Linked DNA regions of Mus musculus: region 2 is linked to region 1. The links are chromatin loops, found by intact Hi-C in ENCODE. Cell type or tissue: left cerebral cortex. All regions are shown on one strand.

Evidence for each region. Hi-C counts contacts between places; a loop is a spot of excess contacts. Peaks named below come from ENCODE experiments on the same cell type or tissue, not always from the same donor. Only the 100,000 strongest peaks of a DNase experiment are listed, where the experiment ranks them.
Region 2: it touches region 1 in a loop (5-fold over the local background); 1 of 42 quality-filtered maps calls a loop at or near these places.

Annotation. Positions count from the first base shown.
Region 1 is chr11:101,422,768-101,427,767 of GRCm38, reverse strand. It overlaps Ptges3l (prostaglandin E synthase 3 like), which reads left to right and starts at 2,440. Exons shown (of 7, transcript NM_001357574.1): 1 at 2,440-3,152; 2 at 3,500-3,613; 3 at 3,725-3,791; 4 at 3,890-3,988. The coding sequence starts at 3,145. It overlaps Rundc1 (RUN domain containing 1), which reads right to left and starts at 2,683. Exons shown (of 5, transcript NM_172566.4): 1 at 2,158-2,683. The coding sequence starts at 2,664. In left cerebral cortex, a CTCF peak has its summit at 2,683; DNase peaks (open chromatin) are centred at 2,217, 2,727, 3,008 and 3,411; H3K4me3 peaks cover 2,758 bases; H3K27ac peaks cover 1,856 bases.
Region 2 is chr11:101,550,951-101,555,950 of GRCm38, reverse strand. Brca1 (breast cancer 1, early onset) reads left to right here and starts at 3,996. Exons shown (of 23, transcript NM_009764.3): 1 at 3,996-4,182. Nbr1 (NBR1, autophagy cargo receptor) reads right to left here and starts at 3,297. Exons shown (of 24, transcript NM_008676.3): 1 at 2,996-3,297; 2 at 1,853-1,963; 3 at 76-141. In left cerebral cortex, CTCF peaks have their summits at 3,008 and 4,050; DNase peaks (open chromatin) are centred at 3,254, 3,652 and 3,887; H3K4me3 peaks cover 2,632 bases; H3K27ac peaks cover 1,620 bases.

The DNA.
Region 1 (5,000 bases):
TTTCCTTAAAAAAAAAATCTTTACATTTTTATTTTATGTTCCTGGATGACTTGCCCACACGTATGTCTGTGCACTACAGGAGTGTCTGGTGCCCACAGAGCCTAGAAGAGGGTCCCCAATCATTTGAACAGCATGTATAGACAGTTGTGAGCTGCTGTGTAGATACTGGGAATCAACCCTGGGTCCTCTGCAAGAGCAGCCTGCTCTGATCCACTGAACCATCTCTCCAGACCTCATTACATATTTCTTTTATGTTTTTTGAACTAAATTAGGTATAGAACAACAAACTCCAAATAATGAACTGGAGGAAATTGTCTAACTACCCAAAAGAGAAAGAAACAAAAACATAGTCTATCTTTGTCATTCCTTTGTGAAGCCAATGAAGAAAGAAACCAGCTATAAATCCTGATTTGTTTCCATGACTACACCTGCCAAGTCTGTCACTCGCTGTCATCGTTACAGCATATTTGCTGGAATTAATCAAACAAGTTTATCAGCAAGACCAAATAAGTTCTGGGGCAAGGCAGGAAATAATATGTTTAATGTCCAGTACACATTGAGATAAAGTTGAAGGTAATTGGGAGAGACTGGTGAGATAGCTAACTTGGTAGTGTGCCTGCCTCGAGTGTACTAGGTTCTGGGTTCAAACCCAAGCACTGACTAACTCCGGTTGGTCCACCTGCCTATAATCTCAGTATCCAGAAGATGGAGGTGGGATGAGGAGAAATTCAAGGTTAGGAACACCAAGCCTGATGGCTTGTGCTTGATGTCTCGAACTCACATTCTAAGGAGAGAACTAACTCCTAAAAGCTGTCCTCTGACCTCCACAAGTAGGCTGTGACACCAGCACTGTGCTCCTACACACACACACACACACACACACACACACACTAAAACCCAAAAAAACTTCAAGATGATTCTATAGCAAGTTCTGGGTCAGAGAGCCTGTCTTTTAAAAAAAATCAATAATAATAATTTTCAAGAGCTGAGGACATAGCTTAATTGGTGACAGAGTGCTTGTCTACAACATGCAACTTCCTGGGTGCCACCCCCAAGACTGTTCCCTTTGCCCCCCCCAAAGCAGAAAAAATATATCATTTTGCCCAAAGAATGTACTTAACAATACAGCTGCTTAATTGGCAGAGCGAGGACAATTTTTTTATGTCATTACCTTGACAATTTTTTCTGAAAGTGACAATAAAAAATAGAGACAGTACCATCTCTGCCCAGGACCTTCCATGGCATTCAATACTGGACAGGGCCTGGCCACTTTTTAAGTCTGTTGACTTGTGGTTGACTGCTCCTTGTGCAAGGGTATATGGGTATGAGAAGGAAGGAACTGGAAACACTTCAGATCAGCATAAGTCACTATCTCCTACCAATAAGTTTTCTTGGCTAAACCATTTTGAGTGGGAAGAAAGCCACATGTGGACTGCAATCTGCACAACAGGAAGCGGAAAAGGCGGCCTGTCTCAAAACTTCCAGCTTCCAGACGTTCAAAGTTTGTAAGGAATCTTCCCGCGTTGTGGTTTACAGAATTTCCTTGCTTCTTCGGTGTACTGAAGAACGCACTGGTCAGTCAGAAGGCCCCGTTCAGAGAACCCCGTTATTAACCAGGATGGCAGAGCAGTCTGAAAACACTGTCAGGACATCCTTATAGTCAGGTGTGTTTCTTTCCACTGCCAAGGGATGGTGTCTGTTCACCAAAGCCGTCACTGAGATAAGACAGCATAAAGATCACAGCCTATCTATATGCCAAAAAAAGCACGGGGCATTAATTTCAATTTCCATGGATTCCAATTCACTTCCCTTTCACTTAACACTTCTCCCGTTCCCAATGTTCATTCTATCAATAAGTGCTCAGGGTATATACTTCAGGGTAGAGAGAGTGACACAAATACACACTCAAGTACCTCAAAGTCGACAGAGGCAGCACGGCTTCCATTACCAACTGCCTTTTCAATACTCTTTAAGGCTCGCCATATGTCTTTCTGCATCTTCCTGACTCTTCTCTCTATCTTGCATACACGTGCCTATAGTACTTCCAGCTCGGTCGCTCCTCACCCTTTCTACCTCGGTCCGTGTCAGCATCACCACCCACAAACTCCCCGCCTGCATCATCTTCATCCGCATCCGGAACTAGCGGCAGACACTCACCTGGTCCTCACCCCGCACCCGTGGCCGGTCCCCCGGCAGCACATCGCTTTCGTCACCGCCACAAGGGTCTGCCAGCCCCTCGTAACCCAGGACGTGAGGACAGCCGCGGAAGGCAAAGTCTTCGAGCTCGCGCAGGAGACGCTGCTGCTCCGCCGGCGCCCCGCGCACTACCTGGCGCAGACGGAACTGCACCTGCGCGAAGTGCGAGGACAGCGCGAGCAGGGCCGAATCCAGCTGCCGCCGCTCGGCTTCCAGCCGCCTCAGCGTGCGGACAGTCGCGTCGGATGGAGAGCCCGGAGCCGCTCCAGGCTCTTCGGCTGCCGCCGCCTCCGAGAACGTCGCCGCCCCAGGACCGGCCTCGGCCACTGCCCCCACGGGAGCCCAGCGCACAGTCTCGCATGGTGGCAGCGACTCCTCCTCCTCTTCTTCTTCTTCCTCGTCCTTCGCCTTAGGCCCGACAGCGGTCACCACAGTTCCTAGCTCCGTAGCCACTTCCACCGTCGCCATCTTCCCGGAAACGCCGCCCGCACGTCAGTGGCGCCCCCTTGCTGCCATGGCAACGGGCTCTGGCAGGGAAGCCTGGACGAGTGGTGGGCGGGTCTTGCACTCCTCCAATCTCGGGAGGGCCCGCCCCCTCGGGACTTTAATGCATTTTGTGAATTAGACACTTTGAGTTGGAGGAACAAGTGAATGAAACCGAGAACAAGTAACTTCCTGCATATAGGGGCTAGAGTAGCCCTTTCCCTGGATAGAGAGTAGATATTGTATTTCTGATATGTTTATTTCTGGAGACCCCGAGATGTAGAAAACGCTCCCGGTGTCCTTCTGGAGTCCAAATCACTCTTGCTGTCAAGCCAACTTTCTTTCCCTCCCTCGCAACCCTTCCTCCTACCATATAAGGAGAGGCAGCTGCTAGGAGCCTCCTAGAATCTAAAGATAGAGGCCTTTTCTTGGGACTCCAAAAGCCACGGGGCAGCTGGAGTCACCATGGAACGGTGAGTTTCAGGCCGCCATCATACAGGTCCTACATATTCCCCTGTCCGTTTTCCTGCAGATTTCCTCTCCCACATTTGTAGAAGCCGCTGAGTCTGCCCACCAGCACCCCAGACTCCACGTCTCTGTGACTGTGGGTGAGAGGGGGTGGTGAGATCTGAACGTATTTTCTAACTCCTTACTTCCCTTGGCTCTCTGGGTTTATTCTCGCCACCTCTGCCCACTCCCACTACTCCCCTCTGTCTGGTTCAGTGGCACCACGTACGACTCTACTGTCTCCTCCCTCCACCTTTCCATATTGCCTTCAGTCTTGCCCACCCCTACCAAGCCCCACCTCCAACCTCTTCAGGCAGCCTGCCCGGACTCTGTGGTACGACAGACCCAAATATGTTTTCATGGAGTTTTGCGTTGAGGACAGCACCGACGTCAGTGTGCTCATTGAGGACCACCGCGTCGTGTTCAGGTAGTAGTCTTCCCCTGTGGACTGGCCTGGGGTCTCAAGAACCGTTCCTATCCTCCTGGTGTCTCAAGAACTTATCCTGTCACTTCCTATGTCTCTTTACTGTAACTTTAGCTGCAGGAATGGTGATGGAGTGGAGCTGTATAACGAGATTGAATTCTATGCCAAGGTGAACTCCAAGGTGAGGGCAGGGTAAGGATAGTCATATCTGAACAAGAAAGGCTGGCCAAGCAAGGAGACTGGAAGTTTATCCTAAAAATAAGGCTATCTGTCTGACAGGACTCCCAGGATAAGCGTTCTGGTCGCTCCATTACTTGCTTTGTGAGGAAATGGAAGGAGAAGGTGGCCTGGCCTAGGCTCACAAAGGAGGATATAAAGGTGAGTGTGTGTGCAGGAGTGGTCTACTCCTGTGCTCTCCCTTCATCTGAGCATTCTCTCTGTGCACCCAAGCATCAGAGTTATATCTGGAGCTGTGTTTGGCTTCTTTCCAGTCACTATTTTAGGGAGTCCTCTGGGTCGTGTGTATTTGATATTCTATTTATTCTGAAATCTATATATTTCCTCCTAGTCTAGACAGCAACCACCAGGGTTTGTTGGGGGAAGTAGGTTTTTGTCTGTTCGCTTTTGTTTTTGAGTCAAGCTCTTTTGTTGTTGCTCAGGCTGGCCTTGAACTTGCCATCCCTCTGCCTCAGCCTCCTGAACATTGATATTGCAAGCATGTGTATGACATTACAGGTATTATTATCGTTGCCTATTTTCTGTCTCATTTCTTTTTTGTTTGTTTGTTTTAAAGATTTATTTTATTTATATGAGTACACTGTAGCTGTCTTCATAAACACCAGAAGAGGGCATCTGATCTCATTACAGATGGTTGTGAACCACCATGTGGTTACGGGGAATTGAACTCAGGACCTTCAAAAGAGCAGCCAGTGCTCTTAACCGCTGAGCCATCTCTCCAGCCCTTCTGTCTCATTTCTTAGCCACTCTTTCCATCGCTTTCAGTGGGCTCTGTTAAACATAACCTTGACTTTGTCTTTCTCACACTTAAGACCCTTTGATAGCAGCTACTCCTCTAAAAGCTGAAAGTTGGCCATCTGCTAACTGAATCTTGATTTTACATTTATTTAGTAGGGTTTTTTTTCACAGTTAAAAATTATTCTGGACATATGACTGTTAAGAGCACTGGTTGCTCTTGTAGAACCTAAGTTCAATGGGCAGTTCCCACTGTGGTGGCCCACAACCATCTGTAACTTGAGTTCGAAGAGAGCTAACACCTTCTTCTGTCTTCATGGGCACATGGTACACACAGATACATTCAGGCAAAACATTCATACACATAAGATAAAATAAATAATTCTTAAAAATTATATTGACTGGCTATTGACATTTG
Region 2 (5,000 bases), 130 kb before region 1:
GATCTGCACTTATGTTATAGCTACCACTTATATAGAACTTCTATGTTAGAGAGAAAAGCCAAGTTGGGCACACACCTGTAGTCCCAGTTACTCAGAAGTTGATGCAGGATGGTAATGGAAGTCCAAGAGTTCTAGGTCAGCCTAGGAAACAATGAGATCCTATCTTTAGGATTAAAGAGGTGGGCTGTGGGGAGGGTAAACGGCTGTTGAACGAGTTTAAATTTTATCCACATCAACAAAAACCCCCTTCACATGTTTTAGGTCTCTAAGATTTTTCACTGCCTATTTCAGTGCTTGGATAGTTGAGCATCTGTAGCGTAATCCAGCAAGGTGGATTAACACAGACAAGGGCTCTGCCTTGGGGAGTACAAATAGACGGAATTTCCAATTTTAGGTAAGGAGGTCAAGAATAGCCTGGGTTACAGAATGAACACTAAGTCTCCAGAAAATAAGCAAGCAAACAAACCAACACCAAAACAAAGCAGCAACAACAACAACAATCTACCAGAACCTCTTACAATCACTTATGGGGAATTTTAAAGGTATATAAAAGTAAAGAAAGGAACTTGCTGAGTCCTTTTGGACCTATCAGCTAGCTTCCACAATATCCAACTGGGAGCTAATTTAGTTATCCAGTATTCCTTCCTTTCAGTTGTGTGTGGGGGGCTGCAAATGGAATACAGATGTCTAGACGATAGGGAATCACTCTACCACTGAGCTACACCCTTGTCTCATGACAATGTCTCTCTTGACAAAATATTCATCCTTTCATTCGTAAATATTTATGAGAAAAAAAATGTAAAACCCACCATTATCACACCTAAGAAGCTGGTAATTCTTTAATCACTTATCTATTATTAAAGTCGGTTTGACTTTAATGAAGGACTTTGCTTACTGATGATCTGTGACTTTAGGGGAAAAGGTAGTTTAAGTTGTTTAACGCTACAAGTAAACTCACTGGCATTAAAAAAAAAAAGGTCACCTCTTAAAATATTCAGCACATTTTTAAATCTGCATCTAGAAAGGGCCAGATTCTGCTCCACACACAAGAGGCAAACAAGATTAAGTCCTAGACTTTTCCAATGTCACAGGAAGGGAGGCCATGGGGCGGGAAGACTCAGGGTTCCAGACACAGTTCCACCACAGACTAGTCATAGAGCTGTGAGAAACACTATCTCTGAGCTTCAACTGTTTAATCTATAAAAACAATACTATTTTGATGACCTTAACAGTGTTACCAAAGGAATTTAATAAAATTATGGCCTAGGAGATTGGGAATAAGGCCGAACCAGTCAATTATGTGCATAGCTGTGGGGTTCATTTCTAGCACCACAAAGTGTATAAATTCTTATCAACAGAAACAATTCTTTATTTCACTAAGATAGCTTCTAGTTTATTATTTACTAATTTTTGAAGGAGACATACTCTCACTCCGCAGCCCATGCTGGCCTGGCAATTGCTATAGATTTGCCTGCTTCTGCCTTCAGAGTGTTGTACTATGGATACAACTGTCATTTTAAGAGCCTGTAGGGCTGGAGAGATGGCTCAGCCTCCCCCCCCCCCCGACCCCCCCAAAGAACCCAGTTCAATTCCCAGCACCCGTGCAGCAGCTTCCAACTGTCTGTAATTCCAATTCCAGGGGAATCTAACACCCTCCTACAGACATACAAAAACACCAACGGTTTCAAAATAAATAATTGAAACAAAAGAACCTTGTATTCTTAATTCTGACTATTTTATATACTCAATTATTCATTTTTTCCCATCACTTGTCTTTATCTAGAATTGACTTCGATGCCAAGCTAATGCTAATCTCTAGCACCCACCCTGCTGACAACCAGCATGCATTTACCTGAAATGCAATTCTTCCTTCTTAGGAGCTGTAAAATTTAGGCAGACGCTGGCTCATCAACTCCCCAGCAACTCCCCAGCACGTTCAAGTTGGTTGGTTTGTTTGTTTTTTCTTTAAACCAGAAAAACAAAGTGACCAAAATGTAAAAATTGTGAAACACACTTTCCAACTTCAAGAAATACTCTTCCACTCTTTTCTGTCTGGAAGGAAACTATTCTTCCCCGTTCTGAAATTACACAAGTGGGAATTAGTTTCCATACTTTGGAGCAACCAGCTGTTCTGCCCATGGGAGAAAACAGGAAGTAGGCGGTTCTAGTTTAGCTGGCCAATATACAGGTCTTCATAAAGGGCTTACGTGTGAAAATTCTTTCAGCCAGAGCAATCATCTTGAACTTGTGAAAATATCAAAAGTACAGTTAACCACATCTATACCTGAAGGTTTACCTCCAGCAGTCAGGTAGCTGGGCCTAAGCCTGCACTTTCCTAAATGGCACTGTAAACTCATACCTATTGACTCACGTTCATGTGGCTAAGTCAGCTTTTCCTCACGTGATTATTTTTCAACCCCGACAAATAATTTTAATAAAGCCAATTTGGGAATCTGAACTTCATTTTCTATACCAGAAGCTGGCACAAGCAACCTGAGTTTTAAAATGTGTCATCTGAAAGGTGGGTGTTTGACATAACGGGAAAAACGATGCCTTTCTAATTTGGAAGGTCCTAGCTCAAGATATCTTCCTTCAATAGAGCCTTAAAAATAGGAAAGGGACAGAATGAGGAAGATGTATGTCCTTTCTTGTCGCAGACTTAATCCCAGTCTTCCAGTAATGGTTTCCCGGAACTCCATGTCCCCAGGACAGTGAGTGTCACCACCATCGAAGCCCTCTTTATGTTCTGGGGGGGATCGAGACCTTTTCTTAGCAGAAACTGGCCCTTCTAAGCCATGAACTGTCTCCCTCAGGCAGTATCCACCCCCCACTATCGATGACAACCCAAGCGACTCCCTCATCTGGTCACTGAAAAGACTGGCTGCCCCTGAACACGGAAAGTCACTCCTCTTTGCAAGATTTTCCCCTTGAACTTCCCCGAGCACTCTAAGAACGGCGTGCCCCTACTTCTAGGTAACAGTGGTAGCTTCCTTACCAGCTTTCCGCCCACGGGGGGCGCTTGCCAGTGGCCAGTGCAAGGACCGTTCGCGGCCAGCTCGCCTGCTATCCCTGCGGGGTGAATCTAACATGGCGGACAGAGACCGGGCCTAGTCCCATGTTTCCCGGAGTTTTCCACAAGATGATTGGCTCTTTCTATCTGCCCCTCAAAATAACCTCTCTACCGATTGGTCAGTGCTGCGTTGGCAAGGGAGGGACAGAAGCTCTCTGAACCGCATAACAATAACAAACACCCAGGCCGAGGGGCGGAACTAGCGCGCAGAAGTCAGCTGGTTGGATTTCCCTTTCCCAAGCCGATTGGCCACCCTCTGCTTTTCCCAGGTCACTGACATTGGCGGACTAGTTACCCGAGAATCGCGGGGCTGGACGGGAATTGTAGTCTTCCTGGAACCCACAGCTCCTTTTAGTCTATTTTCTGTGCACAAAACACGAACACAGAACGCTGCGATTCATAGCAGCTAAGACGCATAACTGCGAGGAGGTCTCCGCTGTACCGACTGGGTTCCTGTGGTACTCGTGCCTGCTTCCGGTGTGAGAAGCTCTTTTCCCGTAAGACTACACTTTCCAAGAGATGCTGTGGAGAAGGCCTTTCGTTCCGCAATGCATGCTGGAATTGGTAGTTCTTCTTACACAAGTCTCTTATTTACCGAAACTGGAGACTTCCATGGCAGGAAGGCTGAGGGAGGGATGAGACCTCGTTTTGCAACTGCTTTGGGCACTACCTTGCGCTCATATTCCGGCCTCAGGGAGCGATTCCCACCCTTTGTACAGAACTACTGTGACGTAATAAGCAGGCGTAGATGCGAAGGGGCTGCCTAAGAGAAACCTCGAAATTCTTTCTCTTCCGTCTCTTTCTAGTGACGACATACAGGAAAAAAAAAGACTAGGTAGCCAATCGCAAACCCAGAAACAGTTTCAGCACCCCCCCCCCCCAACTCGCTCCTCCCTTCCCTTCCGCTGACGTGTCTGGATCTTGTGTTCCGAAAGGCTAGCGCTAGGCGCCAAGCGGCCGGTTTCCTTGGCGACGGAGAGCGCGGGAATTTTAGATAGATTGTAATTGCGGCTGCGCGGCCGCTGCCCGTGCAGCCAGAGGATCCAGCACCTCTCTTGGGGCTTCTCCGTCCTCGGCGCTTGGAAGTACGGATCTTTTTTCTCGGAGAAAAGGTGAGACAGCCCTGAGGAACAGAAAGGGTACCCCGGAATACTCATATGAAAGGCAGGAAGCTGCTGGTGGAGACGGGTGTTTACTGATTAGGAAAGTACCTGGGGCGGAACCAAAGGGTCCCAGACGTTTTCAAACAGGACTCTTGGGAAGGGTGCAGTTTGTGCATTCCCGGGGGCAGCTGTGAGGAAGAGGGCAAAGGATCTACGAGGGGGAGTTCTGGCTGTAATCGTATCTTGAAGGTTGTATACGGATGCGGGCTAAAGGATGAGAGGAAAGGCGGGCAGAAGTGTGGCAGGGAAGAGGGGGGAAAAACGGAGTTTGTGGAGGGAAACTCCTGAAGAACTAGACCCGAGTACATTTCACAGAAGGTTCTAGAAGGGAAGTACATAAGGGAATGGCAATAGTAATGAATGCTGTTGGCAGAGAAGACGTGTTTAAAGAGAGCCTTAACAGGGAAACATCCAGAAGAGGTAGGGTGGAGACGCTTTAGCAGTTTTTAAGTGTTCCTTTTGGCGACTTTTAAAATAATATGTGTGCTTCTTTTTTGTTTGGTTGGTTAGCGTTTATGTTGGTGGTTTGGTTTGGTTTGGTTTTGGCTTTTGTGTAGCCTTGGCTGTCCTGGAACTAGCTCTATAGACCAGGCTGGCCTCGAATTCACAGAGATCCACCTGCCTCTGCCTCCTGAATGCTGGGTAGTTGATTAGTTTTGAGACAGAGTCTAGTCTCATTTATATTAGCTCTGGCTGGCTTGGAGCTGTGTATAATAGAACAGGCTGGTCTTAAACACTCCTCCACCTGCCCCTGTCTCTGGGGAGGA